Linked DNA regions of Mus musculus: all the other regions are linked to region 1. Evidence: chromatin loops called from intact Hi-C (ENCODE). Cell type or tissue: heart. All regions are shown on one strand. Links, peaks and the distances in the headings refer to the core of each region. The heading gives the core; the rest is flanking DNA.

What was found. Peaks named below come from ENCODE experiments on the same cell type or tissue, not always from the same donor. Only the 100,000 strongest peaks of a DNase experiment are listed, where the experiment ranks them.
Region 2: it touches region 1 in a loop (2.7-fold over the local background); 2 of 42 quality-filtered maps call a loop at or near these places.
Region 3: a loop joins it to region 1, with 2.1 times the contacts of the local background. A loop is called at or near these places in 18 of 42 quality-filtered maps.

What each region holds. Positions count from the first base shown.
Region 1 is chr17:24,525,320-24,535,052 of GRCm38, forward strand. Traf7 (TNF receptor-associated factor 7) reads right to left here and starts at 2,619. Exons shown (of 21, transcript NM_001172113.1): 1 at 2,447-2,619. It overlaps Rab26 (RAB26, member RAS oncogene family), which reads right to left and starts at 8,428. Exons shown (of 9, transcript NM_177375.1): 1 at 8,058-8,428; 2 at 6,893-7,003; 3 at 5,467-5,508; 4 at 5,324-5,390; 5 at 5,072-5,124; 6 at 4,736-4,801; 7 at 4,595-4,651; 8 at 4,422-4,498; 9 at 3,735-4,324. The coding sequence starts at 8,264. The coding sequence ends at 4,222. It overlaps Rab26os (RAB26, member RAS oncogene family, opposite strand), which reads left to right and starts at 2,932. Exons shown (of 2, transcript NR_045289.1): 1 at 2,932-3,117; 2 at 3,317-3,425. Gm33508 (predicted gene, 33508) reads left to right here and starts at 8,576. Exons shown (of 3, transcript NR_169077.1): 1 at 8,576-8,666. It also overlaps LOC115488833. In heart, for the core only: CTCF peaks have their summits at 4,011 (motif pointing right), 5,513 and 8,423; DNase peaks (open chromatin) are centred at 2,722, 5,352, 7,825, 8,462 and 1 weaker place; H3K4me3 peaks cover 5,816 bases; H3K27ac peaks cover 4,480 bases; H3K27me3 peaks cover 714 bases.
Region 2 is chr17:24,714,439-24,724,171 of GRCm38, forward strand. It overlaps Rnf151 (ring finger protein 151), which reads right to left and starts at 3,619. Exons shown (of 4, transcript NM_026205.3): 1 at 3,545-3,619; 2 at 3,025-3,170; 3 at 2,628-2,724; 4 at 1,401-2,271. The coding sequence starts at 3,547. The coding sequence ends at 1,798. Rps2 (ribosomal protein S2) reads left to right here and starts at 5,625. Exons shown (of 6, transcript NM_008503.5): 1 at 5,625-5,694; 2 at 5,835-6,014; 3 at 6,096-6,293; 4 at 6,531-6,864; 5 at 7,185-7,276; 6 at 7,365-7,489. The coding sequence starts at 5,838. The coding sequence ends at 7,445. Ndufb10 (NADH:ubiquinone oxidoreductase subunit B10) reads right to left here. Exons shown (of 4, transcript NM_026684.3): 2 at 8,217-8,355; 3 at 7,943-8,082; 4 at 7,622-7,782. The coding sequence ends at 7,679. It overlaps Snhg9 (small nucleolar RNA host gene 9), which reads right to left and starts at 5,527. Exons shown (of 2, transcript NR_027900.2): 1 at 5,422-5,527; 2 at 5,093-5,169. It also overlaps Snora78 and Snora64. In heart, for the core only: a CTCF peak has its summit at 4,723 (motif pointing left); DNase peaks (open chromatin) are centred at 5,663 and 8,313; H3K4me3 peaks cover 4,570 bases; H3K27ac peaks cover 1,887 bases.
Region 3 is chr17:24,474,405-24,484,137 of GRCm38, forward strand. Mlst8 (MTOR associated protein, LST8 homolog (S. cerevisiae)) reads right to left here and starts at 4,674. Exons shown (of 9, transcript NM_001252464.1): 1 at 4,608-4,674; 2 at 3,916-4,054; 3 at 3,707-3,758; 4 at 3,459-3,621; 5 at 3,026-3,101; 6 at 2,777-2,929; 7 at 1,921-2,045; 8 at 1,642-1,805; 9 at 1-1,547. The coding sequence starts at 4,044. The coding sequence ends at 1,429. It overlaps Bricd5 (BRICHOS domain containing 5), which reads left to right. Exons shown (of 5, transcript NM_175682.3): 2 at 1-156; 3 at 235-336; 4 at 586-739; 5 at 836-1,065. The coding sequence ends at 930. In heart, for the core only: CTCF peaks have their summits at 4,316 (motif pointing right) and 4,522; DNase peaks (open chromatin) are centred at 2,167, 3,540, 3,957, 4,417 and 1 weaker place; H3K4me3 peaks cover 2,018 bases; H3K27ac peaks cover 1,982 bases.

The sequences.
Region 1 (9,733 bases), core at 775-8,774:
AACTTCAATTCCCCTGCTGCCAGGGGCCCTAGCCTCACTTCACTCACATTTATTTGCCTTGTCTATGGTATAGGAATCAGGCTTTCTTTGTCTAGAAGTGCAGAGGACTTCCCAGGGGAGGAGAGTAGCCAGATCCGAGCACACAGAAAGAACACTCTGAGATATATGTCATCCCATCCCAGTGCCTTGCTGTCTCAAACAAATCCAACTGGTATCAAACTTGTGGCAGCAGGTCCAGGGATCTGCTTAAGTGGCTTTGACCCCCTTGTGTATGCTTCATCCCACCCCACAAAAGCTTGGGTAAATCACTAAAGTCCCAGGCCAGCAGGATGAAGAGCAGAGACCTCTCCAGCCCCACCCACACCTGCTTCCGGCACCCACAGCAGCTCCACTCATCAAGGCCGTTTCCCCTGCAAACGCGACCCCCTCTGGCATCCTCCTCTGGCTCTCTTGGAACTGGACGCGTTTATTTCTTGGCTTCTATGCTTCTATACTGTGACCTCCTCTGCTTGGGACTTTCAAGAATCATCAAGTCCGACACTAGCAGCTCAGTCTTAGAAGTCTATTTTCTTTAAGCCATTTACTCTTCCCTAGGACTGGCATTCTGGGATACTAAGAGTATCTGTTGAAGGATGGGGGTTTCTCATGCACAAGCCAGTCAGAGATCTGATAAACTGCTGGGTGCCTACAGATTTATGGGAATCCTTGTCTACAGTACGATACAACCAGCTGACAGTTCTTAAAAGCAGCCATAGGCTGGCACTTCACACATATGGCGCTTATGGTAGAGTAATAATGACCATGGGCTCTAGACTCAGACAGACCTGGGTTCAAATTCTACTTTGACCATGCAAGAGAGGAATAACTGGGTAAGTTGCGTGACCTTGAAGGAGACTGTATTTCTCACTATAAAACATTTTAATGGATCCAAGTCGGAAAGGAGCTATCAGAGGTAGCTTCAGCTCGACCTTCTTCCTATTTTCTGCACCAGGCATTGCTTCATCTGAGATGTATACCCTCTGGGGCTTAGAATAGGGATACCCCCAAAGACTGTTTAGTCTGACCCCCAAGGAACTAGAAGCCAGCCAGAAAGAAAGGGTATGGAGCTCCATTTGTTTCTAGTGTGTCAGCCTCAGCTCATTACTAAACACCCCGATCTTTCCTGTTCATTTCCTGAAAGACTCTGATGTACAGCTACAAGAAGTTATATCAAGGAACTTCTTGGATTTGGGCAATACTTTTGGCCACTCCTTCCTAGTCACCTTAGTCAGGCTGTACACAGCCATTCTCATTTCCTGAAGAGACAGCTGCAAATAGATTTAGGACCTCAGGGTACAGGGACTTGAGTTTCTGCAGAGAAACATGAATGTATAGAGGATCTTCAGGATTGTCTTTATGACTGCAGCAGCGCCTGCCACAAAGATCCTCAGGAAAGAGATCTGGGACATGGAGAGGCCCCTGAAGAACAAGGCTGCAAAGGAATGAGCCTGTGCGTGCAGGGAGCGGGGCAGGAGGGGAGATGAGACAGATATCTCTAGACCTCAGCCTCATCTGATCATGTTGGCCTGCCTCAAAAGAATCTAGGCTGGGACAACTGGCCTCTAGTGAGGGTTAGAAGACGCTGGTCTAGCTTCCTCACTATTTTACTTGACTCATAAATCATCACACATACCAGAGGCTCTCAGACTTTACCCTGCTCTGCCTCTTAACCTTACCTATCACTTACCTATACTTGCTGGCTTGCTCCTCTGACTCCCCCTGCCTGTAAGGCTCTTCCTGAAATGTCTCAAGACTGACTGCTTCTCCATCAGATCTTCAGCTAACTGTAGGTCTCCCTACCAAAGATTTAAGAACGCCCAATACTCAATACTTTATCTGTGTTCAGTTCCCCCCCCCCCGTAAAACTTATCACAGTTCCTCATGATTTTTAACTTTTTATTTTAACTAGAATAACAGTACTGCAGGTGAGTTGCCACAAGGAGACAGTTACCAAAGTCTTGAGACATTTTTGTCATAACAAAACAGGGCTGTGGGTGTTACTACTACCATTCAGTGAACAAACTCAGAATTGCTGCTGGACTGCGTACAATGCACAGGACCCTAGAGGCAGAATGGTCTGTCTCAAAACCGCGTACCAGATGAGCTTATCAGTTTGGAATCCGGTTCTCCGCCGACTTTCCAGAGCCTAGGATACTGCTTGGCACACAGGCAGCGCTCAAAAAAACATAGGAGTGCAAAGACAACGAAAGAGAGAGTGAAGGGAAGGAGTGACAGACGGATTTACTTGGAGTCAGGAGGACTTATAGAGGCTGAGACCCCAGCCGTCTCAGTCCCGCCCCCCAGGCTAGGCCCACGACCGCTCGCGACGCTCCCACAACCAGCCCGCGCTCCACCGCACTCCCCGGAAGAAGGAGCCCCAGGTCTTGTGCTCCGCGCACTCACTCACCCGCCCGCGGCTGCCTAGGAGCAGCGACTTCACCCACCGGCATCATCTTGCCCCTCTCGGCCCGCGGCCGGGAAAGGTTTCAGGATACAGGAGCCGGAAGTCCCGGGGCAGGTCGGAACTTGTAGTTCACGGACTTCAGGAACTCTAGGTGCTGCTTCACGCTTTGAGCTTCCTAAACTACGACTTCCGGCGACCTCTGTACTGAAGGACCGGATTGGTAGCTTCAGAATCACTCTATGTTGCACATTGGAATTTGATTGGCTAACTGAACTCGTCACTCATGGACTCAATGGCTCTACAACCGGGAGGATATTCGAGCTACTCAAAATACCGCCTCCAAAACAAAAGTCGCTGTACGATTGGTGGAAATTGCAGGACAGCTCGAGGAGCATATCAGCAGTGGAGGAAGGTGGGCACTTCCTCAGAGGTGGCCCAATCACATAAGGGGCAGTTCTATAAACTCTTGAGCCTCGCGAGCAGTCGCTCTTTTTGGGAGTGAGTGTGTTCGTGGTCCCTTTCATCTAGGTTTTGTAAGGAACGTTTTGGGAGTAGTGCTCGCCGAATGGAACTCAAAGGACCTCTGCTACAGATCTGCCTTCCTCCCGAGCTGAAGTGCTTTAGTCCTAAGGGTTTAACCCTTCCCCATTTTTCTTCTGACTCCATTTTTGCAGGTATGAACTGGTCGGGCCTGGCTTCCCTTTTCAGCCCCAAGCCCGTGATGAATTAATTTCTGACACCTCGTATGAAAACTGCATGCGTAGTCTGATTACATTATAAGACTGAGGCTTGGGCGCGACGTCACTAATTGGATGGGTTTTGAGTGAAAAGTTAACCAAAGTAAAGATTTATGTTTGATTTTTTTTTTTTCAGGGCATGTTGAGTCGGCTGCATCTAGAGATCCAACGAGTAGGAGTGTTGGCTGGTAAGCTGGGCATCCGTGTATCTGAGTTTCTTAGCAATAAAGTGAAATGCAATCTTACTGTGGTTTCAGACGTTGTGATTTCATGTGCTGATAGCACAGTGCCGTAGAGGCCCTGGTTTGGCGTCACACAGTCCGCAAAGGGGTTGACTAAGATATTCTGTTTGAATCATTCTAATCTAGGGTGACCTTATAAGCCAGCACTACTTAAGGAATAGGCTGTGGGGCACCCTAATCTTGATAGTAAACTATTCCTGTGGGAATTTTGGTGACGGTATCAGCGCATGTGTAAATTAAGTGTTTCCCCAGGTGAAGTACCTTTACCCCCCCACTAAGCCATTTTTGCCCCAGGAGGTGGTTTTCCACAGATGACACAAACTCCAGAAACACCTTTATTAATAGGGACTTAGAGGACAGGTTTTCACTCAACATTTGTGGCTTGGTGACTTTAGTACAAAGTGGAACGGACTGGGCCAGCCTGCTAAGTTGTGACTGGGTTCTATCATTCTGACCTTGCTGTGCGTCCCTATATCAGCCTCCTAGTGAGTCGGAAGCAGTCCAACAAATGGACAGTGACTGACATAGCCTTGAGTGGGGTCCTGTCTGAGCAGTGTGCTGCGTGTGGTCCCCCTCCTCACTTCTGGGAGTGCCCAGAAGAGGGCAGCAATGTGCTGTGGCCTGGTTTTTATGCTTCAAGACCATTTCTGGTGGCCACTGGGGCAAAGGGTAAGCATTAGCCTCTGGTGTCTTTGAGAAGACACTAGGGCATCCATCCTTTGAGGACAAGTCTATAGACTCGGGCAATTCTCAAAGGCAGAACTGCTTCCTCCAGCGTGGAACTGAGTTTCAGCAAGGTTCAGAGTCGACAGCAGGAGACCCCTCGGCCCTCCCTCTTAACATAGTCATGCAGCCTGAAGCGCGGCTCGCTGGGAGCCTTGGCTGATCTCTGTTTCAGCTCCCTGAAGAGCAACAGGGGAGGGGATGTAGATAACATAGAACAAGGTAGCCCACTTATCCTAGAATGTGAGGTAGTGTTTGTTCATTACCAGGACTTACTTTGCTATGGCTGTAAAAGCCAAGTCCACGTTGAGGCCAGTCCTTGCGCTGGTCTCCATGAAAGGTAGCCCATACTCCTGCAAATAGTTACTGCCAGCTAGGTGCTGGGCACCTGGGGGCAGCTCAGTGTCCCAATCTCAAGAACACCCTCATCGTCCTCCCTGTCGACTCACCTTGGCTAATTTCTCCCCATCTTCCCTCTTTACCACACGGTCTTGAGTAGAGTCAACCTGGCCAGGCACAGGGATTTCATTAGTGCCTGTCCCCGGTGCACCCTGTGGGCCAGGCTGGAGAGGACAGGCCCAGAGTCCTACCTTGTTCCCTAGCAGCATGAGCACCACATCCTGCTGGGCATATTCCTGGATCTCTGTCAACCAGGCCTGTATAGGGAAAGCTGAGGCCAGTCTCAGGGCTGGTCCTTGTGGCCTCTTGTGCCACACCTGATTGAGTGGCTTTGCTAGAAGCCCTTATTTATCCAGGTGGTCCTGCTAATGGAGCCAGGTGTCACCCAGGCCCGTTGAGTTAGCCAATAGCCTGGCAACCATGAGCTGAGGGGTTCATCATGTCTATCCTTCCTGTTAAGTAACAGGACTCGGGCTCCTGATGCCATTTAGACAGTCTTGATTCATTCCCCCACCAAGGCCACTGACCTGAATGTTGTCGAAGGAATCTTTGTTGGTGATGTCGTAGAGCAGCAACAGTGCTGGATATAGAAAGCAATGAAGACGTCCCTGGGGGGGGCCTGGTGGCTCCTAACTACCTGCACCCTTTTAGATACTCCCAAGTGACTGCATCACCCTCACCTGCTGTCCCATAAGTGTGCCTACTTGCCTCCTGCCCCCATGCCAGTAGGCAACCCACACTATGTGGAGGATAGCCAGACCCCATGTCAATGGGCTTACCGTGAGCATCTCGGTAGTAGGCATGGGTGACACTTCGGAACCGCTCCTGACCAGCTGTGTCCCAGATCTGTGGCAACAGGCACTGGTCATACTGCCCAACCTCTCTCCCTTGTGTCTCCAGCCCCACACTCCTGTCACCTCACCTGCAGCTTCACCTTCATGCCATCCACATCCAGAACTTTATTCTGAAACAGAAGCAGCCAGCAAGCAGTAAGGATGCCTGCCATCCTCTGGTGGAAGTAGGAAAGGCAGTAATAGAAGCAATGGATGGACTTCCCACTGAGTGGAAGTTGGAGGCCCTCCTATCCCATTCCTACAGTGCCTCCAGTGCCAACCCTGGGCCTCTGTTAACAAGCACGTACACCCCAGGTCATACCAGCTCCTACTTGTCAAAAGTGTGGAACTGTTAGTACACTTCCGGCATAAAGACAGATACTAGCTTAGGAGCACCTTCAACTTGAGCTCCTTCACCCTGCCTGGAGAAGCTGATTTTATCCCCTCCCCCCTCAGTCACTGGGACACCCATTTCCCAGGAGATGGTCTTATGCTTGTCTGACTCTCTACTGTGCCCACAGAGCCCAGATCTATGGTTGATATATAGGGGATATTCGTGAATTTGCTGTCTGCAAGTTTTCCAGATCGGTCCCTTTCAAGATGAGACACTAGACTAAAGTGCCATCCACCTGTCATCCCAAAGAAGGGCTGACTAGAGGGTGGAGCTACAGGAGGCCAAGCCTGGCTCTCCCTTTCTCCAGAGCTTCCAGATCTTGAGGGACCCAGGCTCAGCCTGGCATCTGCCTGGCACAGGAGGGTGCTTCGCCTTTCCTGCACCCTGAACAGGGGTGCAAACCAAGCAGCCCTACAAACCAAGAGGAGGAGGGGGAGGCCATGACAGGCAAGGAGACCCGTTTTCATGCCTCTCCTCCTCCCTCTGGTACTTCAGCCTTTACTTCACCCTAGACTCTTATAACCTAGAGGGCTTAAGGAGACCTACAGTCTTCCAGGCCTGTATAGGATAAAGAACAGGTCCCACTGGAGGGAGCCCCTTTTCCTGTCTCCAGAAATGGGCCTTCCTCCCAACCCCCTGCTAACTGGGTCAAATTAAAGGGTGAGAAAAAATGCAAATTCAGGATTTGCCAAGAACACACCAACACCTCAGCACATGAGATTCAGACTGGGTGGGGGTGGGGATGGGCTTTAACACTAGCACTCGAGACCCTGCCTGGGATCCTAAGGAGGTCTCCATATGCAAATGCAGGGATCTCCTGAGTGAACAGGCCTTAGGTTTTCTCTCGCTGTCACTATCCTGGAGCACAGCATCAACCCCTGGGATGAGAAAACGGCTTCCGCTGAATGCAGGCACTACCCTGGGTATTAGGAGGCTTCCCAGGACCCCCGGACTCTCAGGGGTGGGTGGCAGATGCTTTGGTAGCTAAGCTCCACCCCCTGGGCCTATGGACATGTCAGGAGATTGAGAATCCACAGCCAAGGGTACTAGGAGGACTATGTATAGGAACCATAGCACAGTGGGACCCAGTCAGAGCTCGGGACACCGGCCTCTACTCTCACCCGGAAGTCGATGCCCACAGTGGAGATGAAGGTACCAGCCAGGAAAGCCCCATCCTTGAAGCGCACAAGCAGGCAGGTCTTCCCCACACCGGAATCCCCCACCAGCATGACCTAGAACAGGCAGGAGGATCAGAGGATTCAGGCTTGGAGCCGAGGGCCTTGCCCACCTAGAGATGCTTCTGATCTGCCTTGAGCTGTGGGGGAGGCAGGAGAGGAAATGAGTATCCCAGGCCTGTAGGTTCAGCAGTGTGGACCCCAATAGCATGGATGCCCAGCTTCTCTCTCCCCCTCCCCACCCTCACCCCCGTTCACCCCCTATCACCTCTCCCTCCAACAATGCTGCCTCAGTCACAGAGAGTGAGGACAGCTGTCCCCATCCAGGACCTTACCTACCCCTCCTCCATGGACAACATGCTTGATCTGGGAGGGCAGCATTTGGGGCCTATGGGGAGCAGAGCCATGGGAGTGCAGCTGGAAGCTCCTAAGAGACCTTTGGGGACTCAGTATTGGGGGCCTCTTCGAATTCCAGCAAAGACACAAATCTCAGCAGCAAGGTTCGGAAGAGGTGTGACAGCTTTTGAAGTGAAGAGGGGGTAGGGATATCTGTGGGCCTGAGGGCCAGACCAGTGAAGTCTTTCCCACCCACATGATCCCTCAGGCCAATGTTTCAGGACCCAGTGATGGCCCTGCCTTCGGAGGTCAATTCACCTAGGCTTCAATTTTGTTCTGGTCTAGGGTGGCCTTGTTCTCTTCTCTCCCAGAAAAAGGACACTTACAGCCCCTTGGGGGGGTGAGGGAAGGCAGCATATGGATGGGAAATGATGAGACAGGAGCACCGGTAGGGGCCATAGATCCCAGAGGGACAGCTTCAAAACTCTGATCTTGCTTGGCCTTGCAGTAGATGGAGTGGGGGTAGGGCCCTGCCAGCTGTTGAATACCCCAGACCCTAGTCTAATAGTTGTGTTTGTGTGTGTGAGAGAGTGTACGCGCGCGCTCGTGCACGCACGTAGGGTCGCGTGACAATGTAAGGTACTGCCGTGCCATCTGCAAGGTGCTGTGCCAATTCAGCGCCGAGGGTCTGCAAGGCCCTGCACTCTTCCCCAGCGGCAGTCTAGGATCCAACGCCACCTGCTGCATTCCCATGGCGGGGAGGTGCCTGGCTCACCTTGAAAGCAACATCGTAGAAGTCTCCAGTGCTACCAAGTGAGGGCCGGATGGACTGCGGGGGCCCATTGGGCGGTGCCTCTGGGCCAGGGCGCACAGTCCTCGGATGTGCCAGACGTGGCCCATTGGTGGCGGCGGCGGCGGCGGGCAGCGTAGAGGTAGCCGGCTCACTCCCCCCCTTGCTCTTGGGGGTCTTCTTCCTGGACATGGTTCTCAGTGTGCTCCTGCTGCTACCGCTGTGTCCCGGGTTGTCCCACGCCCCGTGCCCGCCAAGACCGACTCGGACCCGAACCCGTCCCGCAGCGGCAGCGGCGGCGGCAGTAGCAGCAGCATCTCCAGCACTCAGTGCCTGCCCCGCCCCCGCGTCCCCACAGGCGGCGCAGCCATTCAGGCCCAGCCTCCCGCCACCACTGCCAATGGTCGCTCTGAGGCGGAGCCATGCAAATAAGTCTGTCGCTCCAGGGGCGGGGTCAAGAGGTCCCAAGAAGGCCTTAGGTGTGCATCCCAGGAGCATGCTCCAAGTGCACTGTGCTCAAAGGGCTCCAGTTGTCCAGTGAAGGAAGCACCAGGATCCTGTGTCCTCTCTTTGCCCCAGTCTTCAATGTCCCAGGTCAGTAACCTAGCTCAATAGACTAGTCCATGGACCTGGGACTACGATGTGTTCTGAGATGAGGATGCTGGGGCAGATGGCTTGCATGAATAGGCAGCCTGAGATTCAGGGTTTTTGTTTTTGTTTTTCTATCAGAGATACCAGCCATCTGACTACTTGTCCTCAATGCTATTCCCTCCAGGATAGGCAAATTTAAGAAGCTCCAACACTCATGCTTCACAAACAATCCCTGCTGCACCGAGCACTCTGGGCTCAGCTGATCAGAGGCATAACGGGCACGCTGTTCTTCCTCACGTATTTTTTTTTTTTAAGATTTATTTATTTGTTATGTGTACGTACACTGCAGCTGTCTTCAGATACTCCAGAAGAGATCGTCAGATTTTGTTAGGGATGGTTGTGAGCTACCATGTGGTTGCTGGGATTTGAACTCAGGACCTTCATAAGAGCAGTCGGTGCTCTTAACCACTGAGCCATCTCTCCAGCCCCATCTTCCTCACATATTTTGCCACCTGGGTTGAAGTACGGATATCTAAAGTGAGAAAGAAGTAGTTATCACAGCCAGCCAGCATCAGGCCTTCAGAGATAACCAAGGCATAGGTTAGGGTTAGGATTAGGGTTAGAGGTCTGCCCTGACAGCCTAGAAGATTGGAGGTCCCTTCCTAGAATTGACTGGCCCATGGTCTTTCCATCCTAGGTTCTCATCCAAGAGAGGTCTGTGTTGATTTTCTAAACCCCAAACTGGTTCAGGACCTGGTATACCCTTCTCCTGATTCTGACCCTGCTGCTTTACCTATGCTGACTGGAGGATTTCTGTCCAAAGCCCCTCACCTAAGACACTCCAGTCAGGAGAAAGAAAGTCAGAGTTAAGGACAGTGGATGCTGGAGGGTGGTGCCTTTGAGACCCAGTATTTCTTGGTGTTCCTCTGGAATGGCCTAGCTGTTCTCCAAGATGTGATCATTGTCACCAAAACTCTGCGTTTCTTGACGGCCTTCTAAACTTTCTCAGTTGGCAGAGAGCAGAGCATGAAGAACTCCCTACCTCTGTGGCTCAAAGCCTCCTCCTATCT
Region 2 (9,733 bases), core at 489-8,488, 190 kb after region 1:
GCAGATGGATGTGTTTTATTTTGCAGAATTTGGAAAAGTTTGTACACTGTACCACTGATAAATACTCAGAGTTTCAAAGGGCAACTATTTTGTATTCTGAAAAGGCTGCTCAAAACAAAAACAAACAAACAAAACAACCAAGCCGGGTAGTGGTGGCGCACGACTGTGATCCTAGCACTTGGGAGGCAGAGGCAGGTGGATTTCTGAGTTTGAGGCCAGCCTGGTCTATAGTGTGAGTTCTAGGACAGCCAGGACTGCACAGAGAGAAACCCTGTCTCGAAAAAAAACAAAAAAACAAAAAAAAAAAAAAAGGGTGATTCTGTGATTACATATTTACTGGAAGTAATGACTATCATGAGGTACCTGTGCAAATTAAGGCTGACAGTGCTCCCACATATGTCTCCAGTAAGAGGAAGCAGTTCTTTGCATACTATAAAACACATTCCAGGTATAATATACAATCCTACAGGACAAACAGTTGTATTAAGATCTCTTTCACTGAGCTGGAGAGATGGCTCAGCGTTAAAAGCACTGACTGCTCTTCTAGAGGTCCTGAGTTCAATTCCCAGCAACCACATGGTGGCTCACAATCATCTGTAATGGGATCTGATGCCCTCTTCTGGTGTGTCTGAAAACAGCTACAGTGTACTCATATAAATATAATAAATAAATCTTAAAAAAAAAACAAAAACAAAAAGACTGCCTGTTGAATACACACCTCTGTGTATGAGACATTGCTTTGGACACTTGGGACGACACCAGGGAAGAAAACAGACATCTTTTATTGTTTTGTATGAATGTATGGGTACCATGTGTGTGCCTCCTAGCCCCAGAAACCATAAGAGAGGATCAGAGCCCATGGAACTGGAGTAACAGATGGTTGTTAGCCACCATGTACATGGTGCAATCAAGAAAACTGAATCCTGTTTTAGAGCACTGAATCCAGTGATCTTAACCTTTGAGACATCTGACCTTTTGTTTTATTGAGACAGAGTCTATGTAGCCCCAGCTATCCTGGAATTTGGTATGTAGACCGGGTAGGCCTTGAACTCACAGAGAGCCATCTGCCTCTGCCAGAGTTCTAAAGGTGTGCAGCATTATTCGTGGCTTAAAACTCTCGCTCTTACATAGCTCACATTTTCAATGGACCAAGTAGGGTATCCAGGGAGGAGAGAAAATTCACAGTACTTAACGCAGATTAAGTGTCAATGCAGATTTAGCAAGGGAGGGCAGAGGGCAGGAGGGAGCATTGTACGTTAGGTAGTAAAGCTGCGTCAACATCTGAGCTATTGAAGTTGTAAAGCTGTGGCCTGTGGTCTTCTGGGCATGGTGCTTTGGGCTCAGAGCCGGTTGGCTGGCTTTGAGGAATGCAGAGGAGACTAAGTACAAGAGAACACAGATTTCTTTAACTTCTATTCTTCATTAGGATTTTGAGTCATTTGTAGTACCAGCTAGGAAGCTATTAAGTCTGGTAGGAAAGTGCAGGAGACCCATGGAGAGACAAGGTGGGTTAACGAAGAAGGGAAGAGCTTTGCAGGATGGGGACTATTCAGTGATAGATCTAACCGGAGAAAGAAGTGTCTGGGAGGTGGTGGGGTGGTGGTGACACAGCCAGAGCTACCGAGAAATCCTGTCTCAGTGGGGGAAAAAAAAGTCTGGGAGAACAGTCCAGGGAAGAAAGGGCAGTGTCTAATATGGAAGATTTGCAGGGATGACAAGGACAACGGAACAGAGAAGGCAAGGAGGACTTGAGGTGTGAGGTGGGCCAGGCCTGGGTTCAGTGTTTATTTAACTCCTCTATAAGACACTTTGGCCCTGCGTACCCCTCATCTCAGCCTCCGGGGTAACCTCAGTCTCTTGCACCTGGGCATTCAGGAGCAGGTTATCATCATCCTCCAGGAAGTTGCTCAGCTGTGCCAGCTGCTGGTGGATGATGCTGGTGGTGAGGTGCACCCGGCGTACACGCCCCAGCAGGCCCAGCAGCAGGGTCCGGTTGCGCTCATGGCGTTGGACCCAAGCATCACGTAGCTCGCGGTAGCAGTTGTGGTGCTCACCTTCCAAGGCAGCCAGGGTGGACCCACAGCCTAAGGGGCAGCGCTGCTGTCCATTCTGCTGGCAATGCTGGCGGTGTTCATCCAGGACCCCTCGCAGCACCTGCACAGTGCAACCCTCATTGGGGCAGGCCATCAGCTCAAAGGGGCATGAGTCCTGATGCTCCTTGCGATGAGCCAGAGGGTGTGTGTCCAAGCAGCCGGCTGCAGCGTTCTTGCACTAGGGAGTATGAGAAAGCTCAGTATGGATTAAACTAGGTTAGTCACTGCTAGCTGGGGCTCCCAGGTGATCCTTAATCTATGGTAATCCACAGACTATGAAACAAGCTCTAGAGCTTCCTGAACTTTTGTGATTCCAAGCTTTTTCATTTTATAAAGTTAGAGGGCTGAAGAGTAATGGCAGATTCATAATTCCTACCTGAAGTTCTAAGGGACAGGCACAGCAAGTGGTAGACTCATACTCTTCTGTCATCTCAATGACCTTTGGCCTACTCTTGGTTCTTTCCACCTCTTCTGTTCCTACCACCCCCAGCCCCCCACTGCCACAGGAGGATGGGAGTGGATGCTCAGAGCTACCTTGACTTGTAGGCGGCCAATGGTTTTTCGGAGTTTATTCACTTCGACCATCTTTCTCCTTGTCACCTCTTTTCTACAGCATGGACAGGTGTTTTGTCTAGAAGGAGACATGAGTATGATGGTGGAGGTCATATGCGTGCCAGAGCAAGTCTTCATGGGGAAACCCAGCTAGCCCCTCCTTTCTGTCTGGAGGCATAAAGTGGGCATTACAGTGAGCTTTTTGCTCCAAGCTGAAGCTAGGGACTTCAGACACATGGAGCCAGGGCACACACATGCTTAGTGTCCTAGACTTTGTAATTGAGTCTTATAGCCATTGGAACCCAGCTTTTGGTAGACTTTCCCATTCTTGGCCACAGGAATGAGCCCCCAGCCTCACCTACCTGCATTCCCGACATACCTGGCTAGCCACCTGAAGATGCACTTTTTACAGAAGATGTGACTGCACGGCAACCTCGTTGGCCTCTTGAGAACCCCATGGCAGACAGAACACAGGAACTTGCAGTCAGGAGGGCTGGCAAAGAGGTTGAGATCGTACCCACCACTCTGCAAAGACCAGGTCAGCGTTAGGGCCAAGCCTCCAAGCCCCTGCCACAAGTACTAATACCAGCCAGATAACCCTGCAATATTTTGATAGGGAGGACGGCTATCCAAAGAAATTTAAGGACAGAGCTTAGAGGGGTCTGCACCCACTTCAAGGGTGGATCTGTGGGGGCTGACTCCCAAGACTGCCAACTCTTGCCTGAAGAAGCTGGAATGTTTCTAGTACATACCAGCTAAGAGCCTTCTGAAAATTTTTTTGTCCCAGAAAAGGACTGTCATCCATTCTCAAGAGGGAGATAGAATCTATTTCTAGATAGTTGGGCATCTGCCTGGAATTGAGTACAATCTCAGAGCTGGTGAAGAGACGGGGGGCTCACCATGATCTGTATCTGGACAGCAGCTCCACTGAGACCAAGAGTTCAGGAGCCTCCATTTGACAGCACGTGTGGACTGACATCACAGTGGCATTGTCCAGCGTGGGCCAATCACAGCTCTGCTCCAGAGCCCACTGGAACCTACTTCATGACCACCTACCCTTAGCTTCCCTCCAAAGGTGGGTGGCCTCAATTCAGTAGTCTATGGATTCATTGTGTTGCCTTGGTTGTGGCTGACAGCTAGAGAACCAAGCTTGTAGAGGCTGGTTCCCTGAAGCCAGCAAGATCCCAGCGGCTCCTCCACTGACTGGGTACTCAGTTTAGGTGTTGAAGTTCTCCACTAACATCCCTTCATCAAGAACCAAGTTCTAGCTGGGCGGTGGTGGCGCACGCCTTTAATCCCCCCACTTGGGGGACAGAGGCAGGCAGATTTCTGAGTTTGAGGACAGCCAGGGCTACACAGAGAAACCCTGTCATGGGGGGAAAAAACAAAAAGAAGTTCCATGGCAGGAGATTCATCTGTGGAAAAGCCCAGAGGTTTTTCAACTGTAAATTGAAAGCCTTTGGGTAGACAATGGAGTTGTGAATATAGTGAAGTGTTGTCTTTTCCCCTTGGGTGTAACAAGGTCTCCATATTGGTACAGAGGTCACACTGGCCACATAATCATAGTAAGGACATGAGGTAGGTCTAAGACAACAGTAGTGGAGCTGCTAACATTCCATCAAAGTCTTCCTTTTAGCCAGGCCGTGGTGGTGGTACATTCCTTTAATCTCAACAGAGGAGGCAGAGGCATCTCTTTGAATTTGAGGCCAGTCTGATCTAAAGTGAGTTCCAGGACAGCCAGAGCTACACAACGAAATACTGTTTCATACCCTTTCAGTGAAGGCCATCTTGGGAGCTACAACAGTATACATAAAGGCCACTCCAGGTCATGATCTGACCTGGACTGTTGTGGGGCCACACGCTCAGTAAACTGAGATTTTTATTGGTTTACTAAGGTGAACTTTAGTGGTCACCACTGGTACCCTACTTGAAAAAAAAATGCAAACACATTCCTGTAAATTTATTTTAGCGTAGGTGGTCATCTTTTAAAAAACGTCGGGCTGTGGCTCAGTGGGTAAGAGCACCGACTACCCTTCCAAAGGTACTGAGTTCAAATTCCAGTAACCACATGGTGGCTCACAACCACCCTTGAGATCTGATGCCCTCTTCTGGTGTGTTTGAAGACAGCTACAGTGAACTTAAAATAATAAATAAATCTTTGGGCCAGAGCAAGCAGAGGTCCTAAATTCAATTCCCAACAACCACATGAAGGCTCACAACCATCTGTACAACTACAGTGTGTACTCACATACATAAATCTTTTAAAAAAATGTCTCGTCGGGCGTGGTGGCGGACGCCTTTAATCCCAGCACTTGGGAGGCAGCGGCAGGCGGATTTTTGAGTTCGAGGCCAGCCTGGTCTACAGAGTGAGTTCCAGGACAGCCAGGGCTATACAGAGAAACCCTATCTCGAAAAACCAAAACCAAAAAACACCAACATACGATAAGTTAGGTTAAATCACTTTATTTGAGAAAAGAGGACAATTCTTGCGGGAGGCGGCGGCAACGTCCATATCCAGGGGAACCTGCGAAATAAATGAGGCGGTTAAGACTGTGGCCACAGGGCGGACCGCGGGGCAGCAGAGTCGCTCTGGAATGTAGGGGCCTGGGTTTCACCCTCCCACACCGGGGCAGCGGGCGGTGAGCTGAGGCCTCTGTGGCTCTGGGCGCCGAATCTCACCCCCGGCTACAAGCCAAAGCCGAGGGTGATTTTCAACGAACGCCCATTTACTGGATCAACTGCGTAAGCCTGGAGAAGCCCGTGAGGAGCGACTTACCCGAACACGCCAACGTCGCCACGGGTTCCTGGACACAAGCGGGACGGCCCAGCGCGGGCGCGAGTATTTATACGTCCTTCCGGCTGGTGTAGGGCGCGGCTTCGGCGAGGGAAAGTCCGCAGGCGCAGACAGATCACGGCGGGGGCGGGACAAGACGCAGCCAACCACAGCCTGCGGGTGCTGTGCGTAGGCAGTCGAGATCTCGCGCTTCTTGGAGCACTATAAATTGTCCCTTCCGCGGCGCCTCCCTCTTCTTCTTCTTCGGGAGAACACGTGAGTCTATGTTGCTGGGACCTGGCTTTGCGGCCTGGGCCGTGGGAATCCGTGGACATCCGGACAGACACAGTTTTGGCAGGACCGCACAGCCTAGCGTTCTGCTGATTTCCTTTTTTTCCTCTTCTTTTTGTCACTAGCAAATGGCGGATGACGCCGGTGCAGCGGGAGGGCCCGGAGGACCCGGGGGCCCAGGATTAGGTGGCCGCGGCGGCTTCCGCGGAGGATTCGGCAGCGGTCTTAGGGGCCGTGGTCGTGGCCGAGGCCGTGGCCGTGGTCGAGGCCGCGGGGCTCGTGGAGGTAAAGCTGAAGACAAGGAGGTAGGTCTGGGCCGCTGGCGGGGCGGGCTGCTCGCCCCTGCACCGAGAGGCAGCCCTTTGACTGGTGTCTTCTTCCTTCAGTGGATCCCCGTCACCAAGCTGGGCCGTCTGGTTAAGGACATGAAGATCAAGTCCTTGGAGGAGATCTACCTGTTCTCCCTGCCCATTAAGGAGTCTGAGATCATTGATTTCTTCCTGGGTGCGTCCCTAAAGGATGAGGTTCTGAAAATCATGCCAGTGCAGAAGCAGACTCGGGCTGGCCAGCGGACCAGGTTCAAGGTTGGTTAAGATTGCTTTTTTGGCCGTGAGGTTGAGCAAAACTCTCTCACTCTGCATGGTTACACAAGGTTTTACCCGTGTGACTTTCGTACGGAGAGAGAGAGAAAACGAGTTCCTTCAGGACTTTGGATTGGCCTCACAGTGGCCTCTCTTGCCTAGAGGAGCACCACAGGTCCTCTTTGGGATGTGCTGGTGCCATGACCTGTCTCCAGCCATTTCACCTAAGTCTTCTCATAGGCTTTCGTCGCTATTGGGGACTACAATGGTCACGTTGGTCTTGGTGTTAAGTGCTCCAAGGAGGTTGCCACTGCCATCCGAGGGGCCATCATCTTGGCCAAGCTTTCCATCGTCCCTGTGCGGAGAGGCTACTGGGGGAACAAGATTGGCAAGCCCCACACTGTTCCATGCAAGGTGACAGGCCGCTGTGGCTCTGTGCTGGTGCGTCTCATCCCTGCCCCCAGAGGCACTGGCATTGTCTCTGCTCCTGTGCCCAAGAAGCTCCTGATGATGGCCGGTATAGATGACTGCTACACTTCAGCCAGAGGCTGCACTGCCACCCTGGGCAACTTTGGTAGGTATCTCACAATTAACTGTGGCCTCTCTTAGCTCTGCTGGATCACACAGGTCCAGTGTGTGGTTGGTGTCTTTTTGTTTGTTTGAGACAGGGTTTCTCTGTATAGTCCTGGCTGACCTGGAACTCACTCTGTAGACCAGAGACTGGCCTCAAACCGAAATCTGCCTGCCTCTGTCTCCCAAGTGTGTGCGCCACTATGCCCGGCTTAGGTTGCATGGCAGACCTGCCCCAAGGTGGCTTCTCTGTTCCTAGGATTGCAACAGCACCTTGGTGGGCAGGACTCTAATGAAGCCACCAACCCTCTTACTATTTTACAGCTAAGGCCACCTTTGATGCCATCTCCAAGACTTACAGCTACCTGACTCCCGACCTCTGGAAAGAGACTGTCTTCACCAAGTCTCCTTATCAGGTATTCGGATTCGGTTGGTGTGTTTGCCTTTATCTTATCTGAGTTTGGGGCATGCTGCTGTATACTAAAGTCTTGCTTCTTTTTTTAGGAATTCACGGATCATCTTGTGAAAACCCACACCAGAGTCTCTGTTCAGAGGACCCAGGCTCCAGCTGTGGCTACCACATAAGGGTTTTTATATGAGAAAAATAAAAGAATTAAGTCTGCTGATTATTATGTTTTTTTTTGTCTGTCTCCCCCATACATGATACTATGTAGCTCTGGCTAGCCCAGAGGTTTCAGTAGACTTGTCTAATACAACCTGAGAGGATATGGCTGTGTGCAATTTAGTCACCAGAAACACAGTTTATGTCCAAAACTCTTGACTTTATTTTTAGCAGTGGAATGAAGAGTTCTGGTCACCTAGGCAGCAGCCTCCTGCCTCGCAGCCTTCCTTTCTTCCAGCATCCTCTGCTTCTGCTTTGCCAGACACTTTCTGGCAGAATAGTAGGCTCCCAGGTCCAAGTCTGGAAAAGAGATTAGGGAGGGGGGCATGGGGAGCTGTTAAATGAGCTTGGTAAGGTCTTAGAGGCTGAGAAAACTCAAAACTGATCCCCAGCTGCCTAACAGTTAAATAGGTGGGGAAAGCTGGAGAGGAAAGGGTTGGCACAAAGCTGGGGGGCTCACAGCGGTCCTGGTAGGCTTTAGTCACTTTGGTGAACTGCTCCAGTTCCTTGGCACAGTTCTGCTGGTAGTTCTCTCCCTCCCTCTGCTGACAAGCCTTCAGTCTCTCCTGGATGATGTTCATGATCTCCTGGTCAACTTTGCTGAAAGATTAGGAGAAAAGTGCCTGTCTCAAGAATTTGAAAGGGTAGAGGACTATTAACCTCAGCCCAGGGAATCAACATTTCAGGAGAGATGGGGTTCCAATAGTGCCCAGTGTTCCCTGCTGCTTACGTACAAGTCCCTTCTCCACTGCATCTCAGCCTCATAGATACACAGAACATCACCCTCTTTGCATTCTGTGATGTCTGGCACTCGACGGTACTGTCGGTGGTAGTAGTAGGTTCGGTTCTTGGCATGCTGTCGTTCAATAAACTCTGCGGAAGAGAACACCTTGAACCTTGGCCTGTCAGCTGAAGCAGCTTGAGGCGAAGGGTCTGTAGTCCCAAACTGGCCGGGCGTGGTAGCGCACGCCTTTAATCCCAGCAGAGGCAGAGGCAGGCAGATTTCTGAGTTCGAGGGCAGCCTGGTCTTCAAAGAGTTCCAAGACAGCCAGGGATACACAGAGAAACCCTGTCTCGAGAAAACCAAAAAAAAAAAAAAAAAATAGTAAAATAAAAATAAAACCAAACCCAAAAATACAAAATAAAGTCCCAAGCTTTTACAGACCCCACAATTGAGCCCAACTACCCATGGGGTGGGGTGGAGTTGAATAGGCAAGGAGGCTCTATTAGGAACTCAAGCAAGACCCAATGGCAAATTACACAGCAGAGTTCCAGACACAGACATTTCTAAGATGCTACCCAAAAATGTAGTTGACCTTACTGCAATAATGCACTTGGGACTGGCTTGAAAACCATCTTTCTAACCCAAGGACCACCTGTAAGCCAGGGACAGTGACAAGTGTCTAACCCAAGCTACTGAGCAGCTGATAAAGATATTTGCTATGTTTGTTGTCCTGTATAACATTGGAGATGCTGTCTCACAAAGAAGCCACCACAACCGGACCCTCAACACTAAGGAAAAAAAAAATCTTAAGCATGCTGTGCACCCCTAATGCTGGATAAATGAGCTGCTTTGCTTAAGCCCAGCCTGATCCAGCTGCTGCCCACCGTTCTGGCAAACAGGTTGAGTGGATCGTTCTCTGGGACCAGGGATAGACATTTAAAACACGGCTTTGCCAGGTTAAACTGTGGTCCAAAGAGAACAAAATTACCACCCTGGTCATGCAGACGGATACAAACGGTCCATTTCAACAAGGGCTTATTGACTGGCTACTTGTGTACAACAAGGAAAGCTCCTTGCAGGTGGGTTAGATTCCTGTTTTTGGTACTTTTGTACCAGGCTGGCCTCAAACCCAGAGATTCACCAGCCTCTGCCTCCCCAGTGCTGGGATTAAAGGCATGCACCACAACCTCCCGGATTCCAACCTCCACCGCTTAAAAGAACGACCGGGGTCGACGAAAGGTTAGTTGGGGTTCTGCTGAAGACAGAAAGGATTATAGACAGGGTAGTCCCGGAAAGAAGTGGACTATCCTGCGGTGCAGCAGGGTAGACGGGAGGGCGTGGGAAGTGATCTGGAGTGACAGCACCGGGGCGTCTCAGATAAAAGGTAGAGGGTATCTTAGATGCACTGGGGGAGATTGAGACGATTCAGGGTGCGGGACAGCGGCATGCAGCGGGTGGTGGTTTCAGGGGGCGGAAACTGGATGTGGGATCCGCGGGGTAGGGGGGATCTCCACTAAGCGGGCGAAA
Region 3 (9,733 bases), core at 474-8,473, 51 kb before region 1:
CCGTTGCTGCAGATGCTCCGAAAGACCTTCCCGAGCTCCAGGGTACCCTGGCCCAACCAAACTACTCTAGTGGATGTGGCCCAGAACATGGCAACCATCGTGGTGACTCCGTTTCAGAGCAACCACAGCTGGGCTGTGCTGTTTGACGGGCAGAACGTGAGTGGGCTTGGGAGAGAGAGAGAGTGGAGGTGTCAGGGGTGGCCTCGACTTACCTATCTGCCCCGCCACCCCCAGGGCTACATCTGTTACCGCCCTGCAGAGCACCAAGCCTGCTTCCTCCGTCTGATGGAAGCCCAAGATTGGGAGACCCTGCAGCTGCTGCTGAACACTTCCAGGGTGAGCAGTACTACTTGGCTTGCCACCCACAAACCCCCAAGGCCAGGGGATAAACAAAAGGTCCTCTGTGCAGTCCAGCTGGGCCAGCCAAGGCTCTGGTTTCAGGGGAACAGAAAGCTCTATTTTCCCCTGACTAAGGCTGTTGACAAGGGCAGGTGGAGGGGCCATCAGCCTGGGGTGGGCACCAATACCCTTCCCAGCCAGGAGCAAGGAAGTACTATACGGTGGTCCACCAGAGTCTTTCTGCAGGCCCAAGAGTCACATGTACCTGGCCGGGATACCCACTATGCCCAGGAGCTGCTGGCAGTTTTGGGGGGCCATACTGTGGACCCTACCCAAGTGGGAGTTTCAGTGCAACACCTTTGTGCAGACACTCCCATCTACTGGACCCAATGGGCAGAAGGTAAATTGGGATAGGTTGGGTGAAGAGGACTATGGCTCCTGTAGGACAGTACTGGGTAGGGGGCCCTTGGGATTCACGAAGTTCCCTTCTCCCCAGGGCCCCAGAGACAGCGGCTGATCTACCTCTGCATTGACATCTGCTTCCCGAGCAACATCTGTGTGTCTGTCTGCTTTTATTACCTCCCAGACTAAGACCCCCTACCCAAGCCCTCCTGGCCTTTGGTTCCATAGGCCAGTCCTGTCCCCACAGGTCAGTAAGCTGGCCAGGTCACCAGTACCTATGGAAGGCAGCTGACAGTAGGGATTAATAAACCCAGATTGCCTGGCCATAATGGTAATTTCTGAAGCAAGTCGGGGTAACATACCTGGAATACAGGCATTAACCTCTGACCTCCTCAACAGTCCCAAGTCCTCTAGGTCTAGTCTCTCTAAAGGAGCAAAGACTCCCAGTCCAGTCTGGCTTAGTGAGTGAGCTTTCTGACAACAAACTGGGCATGGAAAGAGTCCCAGCGTAGAGTAGCCAAAAAGTCTAGGTTGGCCAGGAGGGGCCTGCATAGTCCGGTCAGGTCCAACTGGCCTGACATGCTAACCTGAGAGTCTCACTTGGACCCGGGTATTGTTCAGATACATCCTCTTGGCGTCACTATACCAGGCAGTCCTGATTGCCCAATGCAGCCTCAAGGGCCAAGTCTAACCCAGCACACTGTCATTGAAGGCCAAGCAGACGACAGCTTTCTGATGGCCACCATACTCTCTCTTGATTTCTCCAGTCTCTACACACCAGAGCCGGGCTAGGTTGTCAGAAGAAGCTGTAAGGAGAGATCAGGCAGAAGAGAGCTAAGCAGCTGTGAATGGCCTCTCTAGTGGACTTGGCAATATGGGGATAAGGAGGGCAGGGCTCACCTGTGACAATGTACTGGGAATCCCCTGAGAAGGCACAGCCCCACATCCAGCCACGGGATGACTCTCCAGGGTTACTACTCTTGATGCTAAGCTCTGTCATCAGGGAGAAGTTGGATGTCCTCCAGATTTTACATGTCTGGTCAGCTGAACAGGTGGCAAGAAGCCTGGGGTTGAACATGGGGTGTCTCAGTAGCTACTACTACCTCATATCTACTTACCACACACCAGGTCATGCCCACAGCTTGTAGATTCCCCTTTCCCCCAGGACCGTACACGCACGTGGAATCAGGGCTGAAGCGGCATTGCAGGGCATAGCGTGTATGGGCTGGGATCTTGGTCTTAGGGATGAGCTGAGTCACATCGTCACCAATGCCCCCTGTCAGGTTCCAGACATAGCAGTTTCCCTATAAGATAGGAGGGCAGTCATTCAAAACCCAGACCCTCAGATATGGATTGGGGACACCTGGGCCAAGGCCTGAAGGCCAATGACATCCTGGGTCATGTCTATAGGAAATTTAGCCCCAACAAGGAATCGAGCCCAGCCAGCCAAAAGCAGGAGGTCACACTAGCCAAGTCAAACACAGCTCCCCAGAGGCTGCTGCTGGCCAACAGAGATGTGCAGGAGGGGAGGCAGTAACGAGGACACAGAGATAGATAATGTGACAACCCAAGGATGGGAGGAGGGAGTGCAGATACGTGGGACAAATGATGTTCTGGGATTTAAAAGGAAAATAGGAGACTAGAGATGAGAGCAGGGCCCAAACTAAAGCATCCACAGTCCATGAGGAGTTGCTTCTTAAGGTCTCAGAACAGTGCAGCTTGCCAGGAAGACTAAAGGATACTTGCATGGTTGAAGGGGGGCAGAACAGGCATCCCAGGAAGGCCACAGAGAAACTTATTAGTGTCAAGGATGAGCAAAGCCATGGACTGGAACACGAAAGGAGAAATAACTGGCCCTGATGGGTGGGGCTATGGCAGACCGCAAGGTGGACATGAGGAGTGGTACCCAGGTGCCTGACTTTGGGAGCTGGGTGGAAGCTCAGGGAGGCCTGAGAGAGAACCAGGGAGTCAACTCAAGTGCAGAAGATAAGGGGCTAGGTGCCAAGATGCCCCCGGAGCCACTCCCAGCACTCACGGCACTATTGACGGCTGCCATGTAGCTAGCATCTGGGTCGATGTGAGCAGACGTGATGGAAGACTCAGGCTCGGGAATCAGCTGCTCATTGTGGTCTGTCTTCAGGTCCCAGATGTGGATAGCACCGCTCTGATCACCCACAATGAGTTCTGCCTAGGATGTAGGGGAGGGAGGTGAAATGTAGCAATACTCTTGTCCTCTAAAGTCCCCACCCCACCCCTGACACCTGGCCCCATGAGCATTCCTCACCTGGTTGGGATGCAGACACACGCAATTAATGGGTGCGTTCACCTGGAAGATACGCTGACACTGCAAGTTCCGGGACCTGTGGGGAGTTAAGGTTACACATGGCTTCTAATGGATTTGATCCATGCCTCTACCAAAAGCCCCCATTCTCTGCTCAAAGGAGTTGCTTCTACCTTAGGAGAAATGGTTGTGAAGTTTAGCTCTTTCTCCACAAGCTTGAGGTCAGTGAAAAGGGAAGGAAAGTCTGGCCCCCTAGCCTCAAGGCAAGGCTAGCTCTCTGATGTAATTCTATTCTGCTTTCTACCTTCCCTCCATCGCCCGCTCAACCCCTCTTGCACTAAGACTAACTGATTGCAGAATAGCCTGCCCACAGACAATCCCCTGGCCTGCCCACTCCCCGGGCAGCCGTCCTCTTCAGCCCAACACACAACACCACCTGAGGTCCCAGATGCGAGCTGTGCAGTCCTCGCCACCTGTATACATCCAGCGACCATCCTCGTGAAAGCCCACTGATGCAATGTTCTTACTGACTCCGTCATAACTGATGATGGGGTTGGGGTTATTGGAGTTGAGATCATACATGCGGATATGTTGGTAACCTAGGGACACAGGGGGAATTGAAGCATGGGTGTGCCAGGTAGAACTACGGCCAGTAAAGGGTCAGAGGTCGAGAATCTCAGGTACCTGCAGCAGCAATCATGCTTCGGTCCGGAGTAATCTCCAATGCATTTACCTGCTGAGCATGTTAAGGATAACAGGAAGAGAACCCAGAGAGGGAAACCTTGGGGCTACAAGGCCATCAAGACCTCCACCACCTGGCCTGAGTTTCCCCAAACACATATCATTCATACTTAATTCTGGCCAGCACCATCCTGCTGCCAAGAGGAGGATACAGAGTCCTGATGCTGCACTGTTCGAGTGCAGATTCCACTGTGAGCCTGCCAAAAGCGCACCGTGTGGTCATAGCCTGCAGTTGCTAAGATGACAGGGTCACTGCCCACTGTGCCTGGGGTGGTATTCATTGTTTGATGGCTGGAGAAAAAAAATGAGACCTGCACTGGGCCAAGAGGTGATAAGTAAGGTCCAAAGGTCAAAACGTTTGGAGAGAAAAGATGTACGCATAACAATCTGCACACTACAGTGTACCGGTATTAACTTCACTTTAAAACTAAGAAAAATAAGAGTGTTCAGGGTCACGCTGACAGTCTCAAAAAAAAAGACTCCGGCTACTTTGCTCCCGGGAGAGTGTTCCTTCAGCTTCACCCTCACGCTTGGAGACGCCACCTCGCCAGCAGCCAGCAGGAGGCAGTCACACGCAGAAGGCCATCGCCCGGGCGCCGTCTCTCGCAAGGGTAGGCAACGCATGCGCATGGCGACTAAGGAAAAGCCCGGCACTGCTGCTGCTGAGCATGCGTAGTTGACCGGCACTGGGATCGGATGGGTGGGGGCGCTATCTGGCAGGACCCCCGCGCTCCCCAGTGCTCTGCACACCGCCCTGGCTCTGTGTTACCGGCCCGATTACCCCGACCGCACTCTCCTAGCCACCCAGTGGTCGGTAGCAGCCCTCATCCCGTGTCCCCCGTACCTTAACACACGCTCTGCACTCTGCCTTAGTCCAGGACGGCGAGGCGAGGAGGAGCTAGTCGATAGAAGCCGGGCCGAGCGTAGAGCTATCGATAGTAACTCCGGGCGAGACCATGGGTCCGGGGAGTGGGGGAGTTGAAAGGGATACCAGAGTTCTGAGACGAAGAACTCCAGAAGTGATCGTGCTCAGAATGGCCATCAGCCGCGACGCCACCCTTCAACTCACTGGGAACTACAGCCATGGTACTGCTGCCTATTTTCCAGACTTGGCTCCCAGAAGGAATTACACTGTCGTCGTCCCTCCACCCCCCGCAGACATACACAATCACCTACCCTACCAACCAAGCTAGAATTTCTAGGTAATGCAAAATTTTCAGATAAAAATCATTTTTTCTTTTCTTTTTTCCTTCCTTCCTAGCTTTTCTCTCTTTCCTTCTTTCTTTCTTTCTTTCTTTCTTTCTTTCTTTCTTTCTTAATTTCTTAATTTCTTAATTTCTCTCTCTCTCTTTTTCTTTTAGTATAGGCATATCTCAAACACTGTACTAAAAGAATTACTTTCTTACAAGAAGTTTGAATGCAACTGGGCAGTCTGTTACTTCTATTTGCTTTATCTGGTAGCCATAGTCTAGACCCTTTCAGCCTGATCCTGAGGGCACATAAGCTAGCCCAGAAACTCGTTTAAAACTGCAGACTCTCATGCCTCCATTTTTTAAAATTTTTAATAATACTTTTTATTTAACCCAATATATAAAAATATTCTTTTAACACATTCAACATAAATATTTTGTGCTTTTTTATTTTAAACTGAAATATAGTGTGCATCATGTTCTTGTGAATAGTTTCAATTTAGACTAGATAGATACATTACAAGCACTCAACAGCTTTATGTGTCTACTAAATAACATTGAACAGATAGGTGTAGAACATCTGATTCAAGAACAGCAAATTAGCCGGGTGGTGGTGGCGGCGCAGCCTTTAATCCCAGCACTTGGGAGGCAGAGGCATATAGGAGAGAATAATATTTATATTCCTAGCTGGGGAAAGCCTAGCTGGAATATAAATATTATTCTCTCCTATATTACATCCCAACTGCAGTTTCCTCTTCCTCCCCTCCCCCAAGCCTCTCCTCTCCTCTCTCCTCTCTCCCAGATTCACCCCACCACCACCACCACCAAGTACTTCCCCTCAGGAAAGAGCAGGCCTCCCAGGGACATCAACCAAACACACACAAGCTACAATAAAACCAGGCACATACTATCACTTTAAAGCTGAAAGAGGCAACCCAGCAAGAGGAGAAGGATCTCAGGCAGCAGAGTCAGGGACAGCCCAGCCCTGTTAGGATTCCAGAACACCAAGCTTATATGCAGAGGACCTAGGTCAGAGCCTTAGCAGCTCTCTGACTCTGCAAGACCCCAGGAGGTCCACCGGCCCCTCTGTGTTCTTGTGGTGTTCCTGACCCCTCTAGTTCTTCTAATCCCCCCCCCCTCCTCTGCAGGACTCCAAACTCCGCCTAGTATTTGGTTGTGGCACTCTGCATCTGTCCCCATCAGTGGCTAGGTGAAGTCTCTCTGGTCTCTTGGTGACAATTCTGCTATCATGCCTCCATTTTTATTACCCAGCTCTACAAAGTTGTCCTTGCTTTCTCATGATCTCTTCCCACTGCACCAGTAGATGGGGCTGCAACCCCCTTTCCCTCTAGCCACAGAGAGGGTAAGTCCAGCTCCTTAGCCAAGGCCGGTTCCCCTGTCTACACACCCAGGTTCCTGGTCATAGACACCCTCTTCCTATATCTCTCCCCAGTCCCTGTTTTACCTCCTTAGCATATTTTTAATATGGATTTTTGGTTTGGTTGCTCTGTAGACCAGGCTAACCTCGAACTCAAGAGAACTGCCAGCCTCTACCTCCCAAGTGCTTGGATTAAATGCATGGGCACAGACTCCCTCCTAGGTGTGTTTTGTATGTTTGTTTGTTTGTTTGTTTGTTTTTCTTTTTTTTTTCGAGACAGGGTTTCTCTGTATAGCCCTGGCTGTTCTGGAACTCACTTTGTAGACCAGGCTGGCCTTGAACTCAGAAATCCGCCTGCCTCTGCCTCCTGAATGCTGGGATTTAAGGCGTGCGCCACCACGCCCGGCTGTTTGTTTTTCAATCGGGATTTCTTTGATAACGTATAGTAACTTCAAATTTACAATGTAGCCAAGAATGACCTTGAACTTCAGGTCCCCTCTCCATCTCCTGAGTACTGAGATTACAGGTGGCTGTGTCACCACACCCAGTTTTATACAGTATTGGGGATCTAACACAGGGCTTTGCACATCAAATACTAGGCAAAAATAACTTCTGTTTCAATGCTAGCTCCAGCTTCCCTCATAGCATGGGCGCGTGCGTGCGCGCGCGCGCGCGCGCACACACACACACACACACACACACACACACACAATTCCAATACTCTCCTTACAGCTAAAATTCTCTCTCCTTCAAAAGGCCTCCCTTCCCATCTCCCCCTCAGCTCTCTGGGAAAATTCCTCAAGGCCACTGCCTTTGTCACACTTGGTTGATACATTCTTTCCACCTCTTGACCCTTGTGTACTGTGGTTTACAGAAAAATCTCATCTCACCCTTGTGCCTGAGCACCAGCACTGGATCTACTGTAGTAGTCTCTCTTCTTGGCCCCATCCCGCTCTGGACATGCTACCACTTTTTTTCTTGACCTTGCCCTAGGCTCTGTGGCTTCCCATGCCATCTTTATCCTGGTGTCTGGCCACGATCTCCAGCTCCCAGACTCTTGAAAGCACATCTGATTTTCTGTTACATATTGGAGATTTAACTCAGTACTTGCCTAGCAAGCACAAGGCCCTGGGGTGGGGGGCGGCACATATGGCACATAAATGCCAAAAAGAGGACACCATCTTCATTCAATGCCTAACCCAGTAGCCCCTCTATGAACAGTGTCCAACAATAGGTTATAGCTAGCTATCTTCCAGTATGTCCCTTATCTTTGCCCTTCTCAGCCACCAATTTCACCACCCACTCTTCACATAGTTTTTTAGTTGGTTTTTGTTTTTTTAAGGCAGGGTTTCTTTGTGTAACCCTGGCTGTTCTGGACTTGATTTGTAGACCAGGCCTCAAACTCAGAGATCTGCCTGCCTCTGCCTCCGGAGTCCTGGGATTAACACCATGCCCCATCATGCTTGACTTCCTCACAAGTTTTTTTTTTAATATTTATTTATTTTATGTATATGAGTACATTGTAGCTTCATGGTTGTGAGCCTTCATGTGGTTGAGAATTGAATTTTAGAACCTCTGCTCACTCAGTCTCTGCCCAAAGATTTATTTATTATTATACACAAGTACACTGTAGCTGTCTTCAGACAGACCAGAAGAGAGCGTCAGATCTCACTACAGGTGGTTTCTGGGATTTGAACTCAGGACCTTCAGAAGAGCAGTCAGTGCTCTTACCCGCTGAGCCATCTCGCCAGCCCTCCTCATGACTTTTTAAGTCGTGCTCTAGTCCCCATTTAACAGTCAACCCACTAACCAGGCTTGGTGGCACACGCCTTTAATCCTAACACTTGGGAGGCAGAGGCAGGCAGATTTCTGAGTTCGAGGCCAGCCTGGTCTACAGAGTGAGTTCCAGGACAACCAGGGCTACACAGAGAAACCCTGTCTCAAAACAGTCAACCCACTTACCACACCCCCTTCTTCTCCTCTTCTCTGTAACTTCATCTAGACTGGTTAGAACTTGCTCCATGACCAAAGATAGCCTTGACCCTTTCCTCTACCACTCAAGTGCTGGAATCACAGATGCCTTGTCCAGTCGTTTACAAACTGAAATCTGGCCTTACCAACCAACAAGAGTCTTCAGGGGTCCCAGAAACCTGGGTGTGGCCCCTACCTCTGCCTGAGTGCCACCCCCTCCCCTGTCTCCAGGCCACTAGCTCAGCAGAGGTTTCTCACCTCACCACACCCATTCTTTTTTTGTTGTTTTTTGTTTGTTTGTTTGTTTGTTTTCGAGTCAGGGTTTCTCTGTGTAGCCCTGGCTGTCCTGGAACTCATTCTGTAGACCAGGCTGGCCTTGAACTCAGAAATCCACCTGCCTCTGCCTCCCGAGTGCTGGAATTAAAGGCGTGCGCCACCACTGCCTGGCACCACAGCCATTCTTAGATCTAAGCCTGTGCTTAGAGTTTTCTTCCTCCACCTCTTCTAGCCAGCTCTTGGCTTTTAGCTTATTCCCTTTGATTTCATGAGCTTGCTCTTTGTGGGACTCTGCACTGTTTCAGATGAAATCACACAGCATAAGCTTACCCCTTTATTAAAGGTTTGTTTTTATTTATAGGTATGTGTGTCCGTCCATATTAGCATGCATACATGCATGCAGGTACCCCTTGAGTTAGGGGTTACAGATGCTTCTGAGCTGCCTGAGATGGGTACTGGGAACTGAACTCAGGTCCTCTACAAAACCAGCCATTGCACGTAACTGATAAGCCATCTCTTCAGTCCTCAAATTGGCCATTTAAATTGAATAGGTTAGGCCAGGGATGCAAATCTGTGGGTCATAACCTGCCTGACACATTCTAGGCCAGCTCAGAAGTACAAATAAAAACCAAGTGAACAATTTAGTCAACATGTCACATTTGTAATGCTGGCACTAGGGAAGCTGAATCATGAGAATCATGAGTTCAAGGCCAGCATTACTGGGATACATCATAAGATTCAGCATTTTAAAACAAATCAATTCACCGGCAAACCAACACAGCTACCAGATGTGTCCGCCTTCCCCAAGGGACCAGGCAGCTACTCCTCATTCTCCCAGCCCAGATCATAGGAACCATTAATCTTCCCGCCTCATGTATTGGTCTCTTCTGGGCATTTCATATCAATGGGATCACAAATTTATAGCCTCTTGTATCTTTTCTCTACTTAGTGCCGAGTTTTCAGGGGTCATTCAGTGTCATTCTTTAGTGTGGGTCACTCTGTCATTCCTTTCTATGACTAAACAGTATTGTGTTGTATGCATGGACCTCATTTTATTTGCCCACTGATCACAGACATCTGAGTCGTTGCCTTCTATCCAGCCACTATGAAAAAGTGCTGCTATAAAGGTTTATGATGTTCAAGAATTTGTTTGCA